Linked DNA regions of Homo sapiens: region 2 is linked to region 1. Evidence: chromatin loops called from intact Hi-C (ENCODE). Cell type or tissue: Calu3. All regions are shown on one strand. Each heading gives the region's core, and the rest is flanking DNA. Links, peaks and the distances in the headings are about the cores only. Region 1 overlaps CDC25C (cell division cycle 25C). Region 2 has its middle 9.8 kb from the start of CDC23.

The links. A loop is a pair of places that touch in the nucleus more often than their neighbours do. Peaks named below come from ENCODE experiments on the same cell type or tissue, not always from the same donor. Only the 100,000 strongest peaks of a DNase experiment are listed, where the experiment ranks them.
Region 2: a loop joins it to region 1, with 7 times the contacts of the local background. A loop is called at or near these places in 64 of 110 quality-filtered maps.

The regions. Positions count from the first base shown.
Region 1 is chr5:138,280,416-138,285,790 of GRCh38, reverse strand. CDC25C (cell division cycle 25C) reads left to right here. Exons shown (of 14, transcript NM_001790.5): 14 at 1-522. The coding sequence ends at 99. Among named protein-coding and RNA genes, the nearest start is that of GFRA3, 8.5 kb to the right of the region's middle. In Calu3, for the core only: no CTCF peak of the experiment used is centred there; a DNase peak (open chromatin) is centred at 2,440.
Region 2 is chr5:138,220,480-138,225,854 of GRCh38, reverse strand. No RefSeq gene overlaps it. Among named protein-coding and RNA genes, the nearest start is that of CDC23, 9.8 kb to the right of the region's middle. In Calu3, for the core only: a CTCF peak has its summit at 2,873 (motif pointing left); a DNase peak (open chromatin) is centred at 2,884.

The DNA.
Region 1 (5,375 bases), core at 300-5,299:
ACTGAGTTGCTGAGGTGTCGAAGCCAGAGCAAAGTGCAGGAAGGGGAGCGGCAGCTGCGGGAGCAGATTGCCCTTCTGGTGAAGGACATGAGCCCATGATAACATTCCAGCCACTGGCTGCTAACAAGTCACCAAAAGACACTGCAGAAACCCTGAGCAGAAAGAGGCCTTCTGGATGGCCAAACCCAAGATTATTAAAAGATGTCTCTGCAAACCAACAGGCTACCAACTTGTATCCAGGCCTGGGAATGGATTAGGTTTCAGCAGAGCTGAAAGCTGGTGGCAGAGTCCTGGAGCTGGCTCTATAAGGCAGCCTTGAGTTGCATAGAGATTTGTATTGGTTCAGGGAACTCTGGCATTCCTTTTCCCAACTCCTCATGTCTTCTCACAAGCCAGCCAACTCTTTCTCTCTGGGCTTCGGGCTATGCAAGAGCGTTGTCTACCTTCTTTCTTTGTATTTTCCTTCTTTGTTTCCCCCTCTTTCTTTTTTAAAAATGGAAAAATAAACACTACAGAATGAGAGGTGTGATTGTGAGCCTAGCCTGCTCCTAGAAGATCTGTCTACAGAGGAGATCACCAAGTTAGACTACTTCAGACATACTATCTTTATTCATAGCTGAGGCCAACATGCTTTTCTCTAAACCAGTAATTCTTAGGCCGTGGCTCACACCTGTAATCCTGGCACTTTGGGAGGCCGAGGCGGGTGGATCACTTCAGGTCAGGAGTTCGAGGCCAACATGGTGAGACCCTATCTCTACTAAAAATACAAAAATTAGCCAGGCATGGTGGCGTGTGCCTGTAGTCCCAGCTACTCAGGAAGCTGATGCAGGAGAATCGCTTGAACTCAGGAGGTGAAGGTTGCAATGAGATCGTGCCACCGCACTCCAGCCTGGGCAACAGAGAGAGACTGTCTCAAAAAACAAATACCAAACAACCAGTAATTCTCAAAGTTTGGACCCTAGATCATCAACATCATCTGAACTTGTTTGAAATACAGATGTTCAGGCCTCACCCCAGACCTCTTAAATCAGAACTTGTGAGGTTAGGGCACAGAAATCTGGGTTTTAAAAATCTCCCTTTTCAGTTAATTCTAATACATGGTAAGGCTTAAGAACCAGTGCTCAGTAATCCCAGCACTTTGGGAGGCCAAGGCAGGCAGATCACTTGACGTCAGAAGTTCGAGACCAGCCTGACCAACATGGTGAAACCCCATCTCTACTAAAAAAAATACAAAAATTAACCAGGCATGGTGGCACACACCTGTAATCCCAGCTACTAGGGTGGCTGAGGCAGGAGAATTGCATGAACTCAGGAGGTGGAGGTTGCAGTGAGCCAAAATCCACTGCACTCTAGCCTGGGCAACAGAGTAAGACTCCATCTCAAAAAAAAAATGAACCAATGCTCTGGAATTAAGGTAAGCCTTTCAAACAGTTTTCTTCAGCAATGTCCTGGGCTTTCCTTTCCTAGATCATTCCATGGTATGCGTTACTAAAAGTGCACCACAGACTCAGCAGCATGTGGTATCTAGACATTCTCTAAGGCAAATGACAGATCTCAGCTGGGCTCAAAGGTTCCCTCTTGGCAGTGGCTCACACCTGTAATCCCAGCACTTTGGGAGGCTGAGGCTGGCGGAACACCTGAGGTCAGGAGTTCAAGACCACCCTGGCTAACATGGCAAAACCTCGTCTATACTAAAAATACAAAAATTAGCCAGGCATCGTGGTGGCTGCCTGTAATCCCAGCTATTCGGGAGACTGAGGCAGGATAATCACTTCAACTTGGGAGGCAGATGTTGCAGTGAACAAGATTTTTCACTGCACTCCGGCCTGGGTGTCAAAGCAAGACTCCATCTCAAAAAAAAAAAAAAAAAGTTCCCTATCTATAGCCTTAGGGGGGTTTTGACTTTTAAGTCTTTTCTCCACTCCATTTCACGTCTCACAAAGACAAGTTTTAGGATTTAGGATGGTTGGAAGTAGAGATTTGTGATATATGAAGATAGGAATAAAACAAAGCAAGATCCATTAGACTTCAGGAAGATTTTTTAACTGTACTCTTCTGCAGTATGCCAGGGTTTCCTTTCTTGGAGCTTTTTAATATGAATAGGCCTTTATCTGTAGTAAGGTGTGGCACTACTTGGTCTTGGGTGGCAGTAGAACTGACTGAACATTGTCATTCTCTGGTATTAACCTAGTAGGACTGATAGCCCAGGACGGAACAGGACGAAGCCCTCTACAGCCTAGGCTGAGACAGAACAGAGACAAACATACCCTCTTCCCAGGCTCTGGAACAGAGACACTTTTTTAAAGTGAGTGGGAGGGAAGGGGGGTTGTAGCCATAGGGCGGCCCATGCACGTGCCTGAGTGGTTGGACTGGCTTTTAATTTTTTTATTTGACAAGGTTTGCACATGCTCTTGCCCTAGAGTGTCACATGCATGCTTCACAGCAGAGGGCACTGCTGTTTTCTCCAAGCCATCCTGCTGAAGTCTGTAGCTTCCATTCCTAGCTACTGCCTGTCTGTCAAAAAGGAAGCTGTCTCTGTGGCCTTCTCCCTAATCCCTTGAACTCAAAGCCCAGAAGGTCTAGGGGAAAGAGAAAAGCTGCTGCTACGTTAGGTGGAGATGGCCAAAGGAAAGATGCTGCTCCTCTGCCCCACCCACACACGTGCCCCTATAGGAATTCCTAGTAGCCAGAAAAGAAAACTGCTTGAAGCACCTCTTCGAAGTGTGAGGAGAGGTCCTTAACTCACTGCCTACCCTAGTGGGTCATTTCCATTTCCTGATAATTCTCCCCAGAAGGCTAGAACCAAGTCCCAACATAGATAGAGATTGATGTACATGTGCCCACTAGTCAGTAGTCTTAAGTGGAAAATCTGAGTTGCAAAACAAAACACTAAGGCTTAATTATCTTCCTCATGGAAAATTGTATTTTCACCCAAGTCAACATTTTTTGGTATTTTTTATTTTATTTTATTTTATTTGAGACAGAGTCTTGCTCTGTCACCAGGCTGAAGTGCAGTGGCGCGATCTCAGCTCACTGCAACCTCCACCTCCCGGGTTCAAGCAATTCTCCTGCCTCAGCCTCCCGAGTAGCTGGGATTACAGGCATGCACCACCACGCCTGGCTAATTTTTGTATTTTTAGTAGAGACAGGGTTTCACCATGTTGGTCAGGCTAGTCTTGAACTCCTGACCTCGTGATCCACCCACATCGGCCTCCCAAAGTGCTGGGATTACAGGCGTGAGCCACCACGCCTGGCCTAATATAAGCCCACTGATTTCTTGTAATATCCTCTCATTGTATAGGGACTATATGATTTGATTCATGTTATTTTCAGGAATAACAATAGTAGCTAACATTTTTCAGGTGCTTACTGTATACAAGGCTATCTCTAAACTCATATATATATATATATATATATATATATATATATATATATATAAACTCCTATATAAATACACACTAATTTAATTTTCACAAGCCTGTGAAAGAGGTATTCATTATTATGAGCATTTCTTTATGAAGATAAAGAAATTGAGGAACAGAGGGATTAACTCTTTTTTATTTTATTTTATTTTTTTTTGAGACAGGGTCTCACTTGTTGCCCAGGCTGGAGTGCAGTGGTACAATCTCAGCTCACTGAAACTTCCACCTCCTAGGCTCAAGCAATCCTCTCACCTCAGCTTCCCAAGTAGCTGGGACTACAGGCATCTGCCACCACACCTGGATAATTTTTGTATTTTTTTCTTTTCTTTTTTTTTTTTTTTTTTTTTGAGACGGAGTCTCACTCTGTCGCCCAGGCTGGAGTGCAGTGGCGTGAACTCGGCTCACTGTAAGCTCCGCCTCCTGGGTTCACACCATTCTCCTGCCTCAGCCTCCCGAGTAGCTGGGACTACAGGCACCCACCACCATGCCCGGCTAATTTTTTTTTTATTTTTTAGTTAAGACGGGGTTTCACCATGTTAGCCAGGATGGTCTTGATCTCCTGACCTCATGATCCGCCCACCTCGGCCTCCCAAAGTGCTGGGATTACAGGCGTGAGCCACCGCGCCTGGCCTGCATTTTTTTTTCTAATTTGAATTTTTTTTTTTTTTTTGGAGACACAGTCTCGCTCTGTTAACAACCTGGAGTGTAGTGGCGCGATCTCGGCTCACTGCAACCTCTGCCTCCCAGGTTCAAGCGATTCTGCCTCAGCCTCCTGAGTAGCTGGGACTACTGGCATGTACCACCATGCCCGGCTAATTTTTTGTATCTTTAGTAGAGAAGGGGTTTCACCATGTTGGCCAGGCTGGTCTCGAACTCCTGGCCTCATGATCCATCGGCCTCAGCCTCCCAAAGTGCTGGGATTACAGTTGTGAGCCACCGCACCCAGCCCTCTCCCTTCTAACTTTCATGGAGGCAATCTGAGCTCTAGTCTTCAATTGGAGCCTCCCAAAGTGCTGAGATTACAGGCGTGAGCCACTGCACCTAGTCAAGTAATAAGATCTCAAAGCTAATTAATGGTGGAGTAGGGATTTGACCCAAGACAGTATGGCTCCAGAGCCTGTCCACTTCATGGATTTTGCTGTTACCAAACCTTCATCAAAGAACAGTGTGCCTGGCCAGGTGCAGTGACTCACATCTGTAATCCTAGCACTTTAAGAGGCCAAAGTGGGAGGATCCCTTGAGACCAGGAGTTTAAGACCAGCCTGGGCAACATAGCAAGACCCCATCTCTATAGAATAAAAATCAACTTAGCTGGGCATGGTGGTGCACACTTGTAGTCATAGCTACTGGGGAGGGTCAGGCAGGAGGATGGCTTCAGCCCAGGAGGTTGAGGTTGCATTGAACTATGATCCATCCACTATACTCTAGCCTGGATGACAGCAAGACCCTGTCTAAAAAAAAAAAACCACTGTGCCTTTCCAGAGTTGGCCCTGTATTGGGTGTTAAATCTATAAGAGCCTCAATGGTAAGCTCTTGAGAATTTAGGGCCATAAGGGTTGCTTTGGCTTGAGAGATAAGGATATGAGCAGGCACTAAAACCCCAGCCCAGAGACCTCAGTATGAGGCTATGTAGGGGGTGTGCTCGGCATTGGTGTCCTTGCACTGGTATTTATTCATCAGGAGGTAAAGAAATATTGAACAGAAATGTTTTGAGCTAAAAACTGCTTCTCGAGGCTGGGCGCTGTGGCTCATGCCTATAATCCCAACACTTTGGGAGCCTGAGGAGGGTGGATCACCTGAGGTCAAGAGTTTGAGAGGAGCCTGGCCAATGTGGTGAAACCCCATCTCTACTAAAAATACAAACAGGCCAGGCATGATGGCTCACACCTGTAATCCCAGCACTTTGGGAGGCCAAGGTGGGCAGATCACGAGGTCAGGAGATCGAGACCATCC
Region 2 (5,375 bases), core at 185-5,184, 60 kb after region 1:
GGAATAAACAACGGCAGCTTGGATGTTAGAAGCTAGATGGAGTCAGTTAGTTCAGATTTCTTCCACTGTCTTAAGTTTTCTACGTCAGATTTCTCTCACTGTCATAATTTTTGCAAAAGCAATTTTAACAGTGGCCACTCCTTGTGTGCCCTCCCTGAGAAAACAGCACAGCTTTCTTACTTCCTCAGGTCCACAAGTGTAGAAAGTGCAGCTCAGACCCAAGAATGCTCTTTACCTGGAGCCCAGGAGTTCAAGACTAGCCTGGAAAACATAGTGAGACCCTGTCTCCTCAAAAAATTATCTGGGCTTGGTGGCACACGCCTGTAGTCCCAGCTACTCCAAAGGCTGAGGTAGGAGAACTACTTGAGTCCAGGAGATCAAGGTTTCAGTGAGCCAAGATCACACTACTGCACTCCAGGCTGGGCAACAGAGTGAGATCTTATCTTAAATAAATAAATAAATATTTTTAAAAAGAGACAATTTTTTTTTCTGGAGATGGAATTTCACTCCTGTTGCCCAGGCTGGAGTGCAATGGCGTGATCTCGGCTCACTGCAATCCCTGCCTTCCTGGGTTCAAGCTATTCTCCTGCCTCAGCCTCCCAAGTAGCTGGGATTACAGGCATGCTCCACCACGCCCGGCTAATTTTGTATTTTTAGTAGAGACAGGGTTTCTCCATGTTGGTCAGGCTGGTCTCAAACTCCCAACCTCAGGTGATCCACCTGCCTCGGCCTCTCAAAGTGCTGGGATTACAGGCGTGAGCCACCACGCCCAGCTAAAAAGAGATAAACTTTTAAAAATGTAAACATCTCCCTCTTAGGTATCAGCTAGCAGCAGGATCCTCGTCCCCGGTGGAATAAGGATGGAGCTAAGGCAGTCAGCTCAGCTGGGGTCCAGGCTGCCCTCCTTCCTCAGCTTCTGGAACAGAGGGATGGCCTGGGTGCAGGGTTATGTGATTGTTCTGGGGAAATGAGCATTCTGGCCTGCTTGATGGGAAGCCTGCTGAGATCAGGCTCAGCCTATTGCCCTGCAGGGGAGCTCCCACTGGATCATCTTCCCCAGACAGACGAAGAGGCCGAGCAACACAGTGATGTCAGCCCCATCAATTCTCCCTCTTTCTAAAGGTTCTCAGCAGTAACCTTGGAGGTGAGGCATCCTTAGGGGAACTTTACTGAGTAATAGGGATAAAGGACACTGGGAAGGGGGGTTACCAAAGCTGGGCTACACAAGGCTGAGAGCCCCCGATGAGCAGAGCTGGCAGTGAGGCCTCCCATTACATCCTAGGGCCATTACCTTGGGGAGATGGAATTGGACAAGCCTGCCTTTCCATTATGCAAAGAAAGGGCTTTTCAAGTAAATTTCCATTTAAGTATGAGCTTAGATCAGTGAAGATGGGGTCATAATAGCTTTGATGGTCATCACAACTATTAAAAATACATTTTTTCCTCGTGCTCAGCCTGCTTTGTCATCTTCATATTGTTCATCCCCAAAAGACTGTAACTCAACCTTTTCCTAGCTTCTAGGAGACAGGTTAATGTCCACAGGTATTTTCAACTCTTTAATTTTTCAACATACATAGTAGATGAAATTTACATGCTTGACACGGCCCATGGATGTATCCAGAATGTGATAAAAAAACAAAAACTAAAAGTCAGTTTGGGAATGGAGGTGGGTGATGGGTTAAGTACAGCACACCGCTCATTGGTCATTGTCTATACTGCTGGGCTCTCTTCTCTTCAGACCATCTGGTGTTGCCTGATTAGGTCCTCAGATACATATAGTTCCCTGCTTAGGTCCTCAGATACATATAGTTCTTAACCTGCTGTCTCTGCTGCCTGAATGCTCTTCCCCTATGCTCTACCGGGCTGACTCTAGGTCTATCTCCAGGTCTTAGCTGGACTAATTTCTTCAAGGAAGCCTCCTCTGATCCACTCCTCTAGCCCTAGACCAGGTTAGGGCCTTGTATTGGTTGTCTATCATTGCATAATAACCCCCAACCATGTATTTGCTCATTTTTCTGCAATTCTGACTGGGTTCAGTCTTGCCTGGGGTCACTTCTGCAGCTGCAGTCAGTTGTCAGGTTGACTGGGTGCTGGCTGTTCCTGCATAGCCTCACTCATCTATCTGAAGCCTCAGCCGGAATGGTGGGAACCACTGGGACAGCTGGAATATCTGGGACAGCTAAGAGGCTAACCTGGTTCCTTCAGGGCAGCAAGAGGGCAAGAGTTAAAGTTGCAAGGTCCCTTGAAACTGAGGCTCAGAAGTCACATAACATCCCTTTCACTGCTTTCTATTGGTTAAAGCAAGTCACAGGGCTAACACAGATTCAAAGGCAGGGACACAGACTCACCGCTTGATGCAAAGTCATATTGTAAAGGGGCACATATCCAGGGATGGAGGACTTATGGCCATCTTTGCCCACAGCCTGGCACAGGCCTCCTATCATAGCTTCTTAAGCTTTTCCTTCACTGCACTTATGGTAACTGTTGTTACATAATTCTTTGTATGATTGTTTATCATCTTTCTCCCCCACTAGAAAAAAATGTCTGAGTGCAGGAATTGACTGTTTCATTCAACAGTCTATTCCCAGAGCTTGGCACATAGTAACAACTAGATAAATTGTAGTTAAATGAATACATGGACAGCACCCACCTCCTTCCTACCCACTGCCACCTCCAACAAATAATTAACCAGCTCAAAATATCAATAATGCCTAAGTCAAGAAACCTTGCTGGGAACTGACTGTTCTTTCAGTTCTCATCGGGCTTAGATTTAGTAAGTTCTTTAGCCTCTCTCTACTTTGGTCTCTGGTGTCTGGTCCCACATCGCTCTTGAGCAAACACCTTTTCCGGTCAAGCCCTTTGAAGAGCGGGGAGGGAGGGAATGGTTCCATCTGTCGGACAAAGCCGGGATCACAGAAGAAAAAGGCAATTGAGTTTTTTCCAGGAAGGACTTTAGGTGAGGATCAGCCTTGACCAGACTACAGCCCCCAAGGAACGCTGGAGAACATTCAGTGGGGCAGCACGCGACTGGATAAAGTTGTTCGCGACGTTGTCATGTGTGACAAACTTGGGAGTGGTATTTAGAAGCTTGAAGTGCTTTCTTTCTTATTCTTTTTTTTTTTTTTTTTTTTTTTTTTGAGACGGAGTCTCGCTCTGTCACCAGGCTAGAGTGCTGTGGTGCGATCTCAGCTCACTGCAACCTCCAACTCCCTGGTTCAAGGGATTCTCCTGCCTCAGCCTCCAGAGTAGCTGGGATTATAGGCATGTGCCACCACGCCCAGCTAATTTTTGTATTTTTAGTGCAGATGGGGTTTCACCATGTTGGCCAGGATGGTCTCGGTTTCCTGATCTCATGATCCACCAGCCTCGGCCTCCCAAAGTGTTGGGATTACAGGCATGAGCCACCACGCCCAGCCCCTTCTTATTCTTTATTATTTTGAGATAGAGTCTCAATCAGTCAGCCAGGCTGGTGTGCAGTGGTGCAATTTCAGCTCACTGCAGCCTTGACCTCTTGGGCTCAAGAGATTCTCCTGCCTCAGCCTTTTGAGTAGCTAGGATTATAGGAGCATGCCACCACACCTGGCTAAGTTTTGTATTTTTTTATAGAGATAGGGTTTTGCCATGTTGTCCAGGCTGGTCATGAACTCTTGAGTTCAAGCAGTCCACCCACCTTGGCCTCCCAAGGTAGGAGTCATGGTGCCTGGCCGACAGTGACTTCTTAATTCTTCATTACATCACTGCCTTTTGATGTATTTATTGTTTTTTATTAAATTTTTTTAATTAAAAAAAATTTTAATCTATTTATTTAGGGACTGGGTTATGAGACTGGCCAATCTTTGTGTTTTTGGTAGAGACAGGGTTTCGCCATGTTGCCCAGGCTGGTCTCAAACTCCTGGGCTCAAGTGATCCACTTGCCTAGACATCCCAAAGTGCTAGGATTACAGGCATGAGCCGTAGTGCCCAGCCTGTATTTATTATTAATAAACCAAAAACAAGGAAGTCACTCTCTCCCTTCTAACTTTTTTTTTTTTTGAGGCAGAGTCTCACCGTATCGCCCAGGCTGGAGTGCAATGGCACAATCTCAGCTCACTGCAACCTCTGCCTCCCGGGTTCAAGCAATTCTTCTGCCTCGGCCTCCCGAGTAGCTGGGATTACAGGCACCTGCCACCATGCCTGGCTAATCTTTTGTATCTTTAGTAGAGACAGAGTTTCACCATGTTGGCCAGGCTGGTCTCAAACTCCTGAACTCATGATCTGCCCGCCTCACCTCCCAAAGTGCTGGGATTACAGGTGTGAGCCACCACGCCCAGCCCTCTCCCTTCTAACTTTCATGGAGGCAGTCTGAGCTCTAGTCCTCACTTGGAGCTTGTCAGAGGTAGAAGGAATCCTGGAAGTCATCTTGCTTAGCTCTGCCATTTTACAAGGAGAAAAGTAAGGCCCAGTGAGGAGAGGGAGTGGGAGATTTTTGCAGGTGTATTTAGATCGTGACAGGTTTCAGCTCTTGTGGATTCCAATCCTGGGCTGCTTCTAGGTGGTTTACTTACCTCTAAATGGATGGGTGACCCATAAACCATGATGTCTGTTTCCTTATAGAAATCGTACCTAACTAGGCCTGGCGCGGTGGCTCACGCCTGTAATCCCAGGACTTTGGGAGGCCGAGGCGGGTGGATCACGAGGTCAGGAGATCGAGACCATCCTGGCTAGCACGGTGAAACCCCGTCTCTACTAAAAATACAAAAAATTAGCCGGGCGAGGTGGCGGGCGCCTGTAGTCCCAGCTACTTGGGAGGCTGAGGCAGGAGAATGGCGTGAACCCCGGGGGGCGGAGCCTGCAGTGAGCCGAGATCGCGCCACTGCACTCCAGCCTGGGCGACAGCGAGAGTCCGTCTCAAAAAAAAAAAAAAAAAAAAAGAAATAGTACCTACTAAGTGTACATATCTCCAATTGTCATAGCAACTCTATAAAATAGGTACTGAATTTTTTTTTTTTTTTTTTGTGAGACAAGGTCTCACTCTGTCGCCCGGGCTGGAGTGCAGTGGTGTGATCTTGGCTCACTGCAGCCTCTTGACTTCCCAGGCTCAAGGAATCCTCCCACCTCAGCCTCCTGAGTAGCTGGGACTACAGGAGTGCACCACCATGCCCAGCTAACTTTTGAATTTTTTGTAGAGACAGGGTTTTATCATGTTGCCCAAGCTGGTCTCAAACTCCTGGACTCAAGCGATCCTCCTGGCTTGGCTTCCCAAAGTGCTGAGATTACAGGTGTGAGACACCATACCTGCCTGAATTATTGCTCTTTGAAAAAGAACATAATGTCTATGGCCATACCACCCTGAATGCGCCCAATCTTGTCTGAAAAAGGGCATAATGCCTACTTCA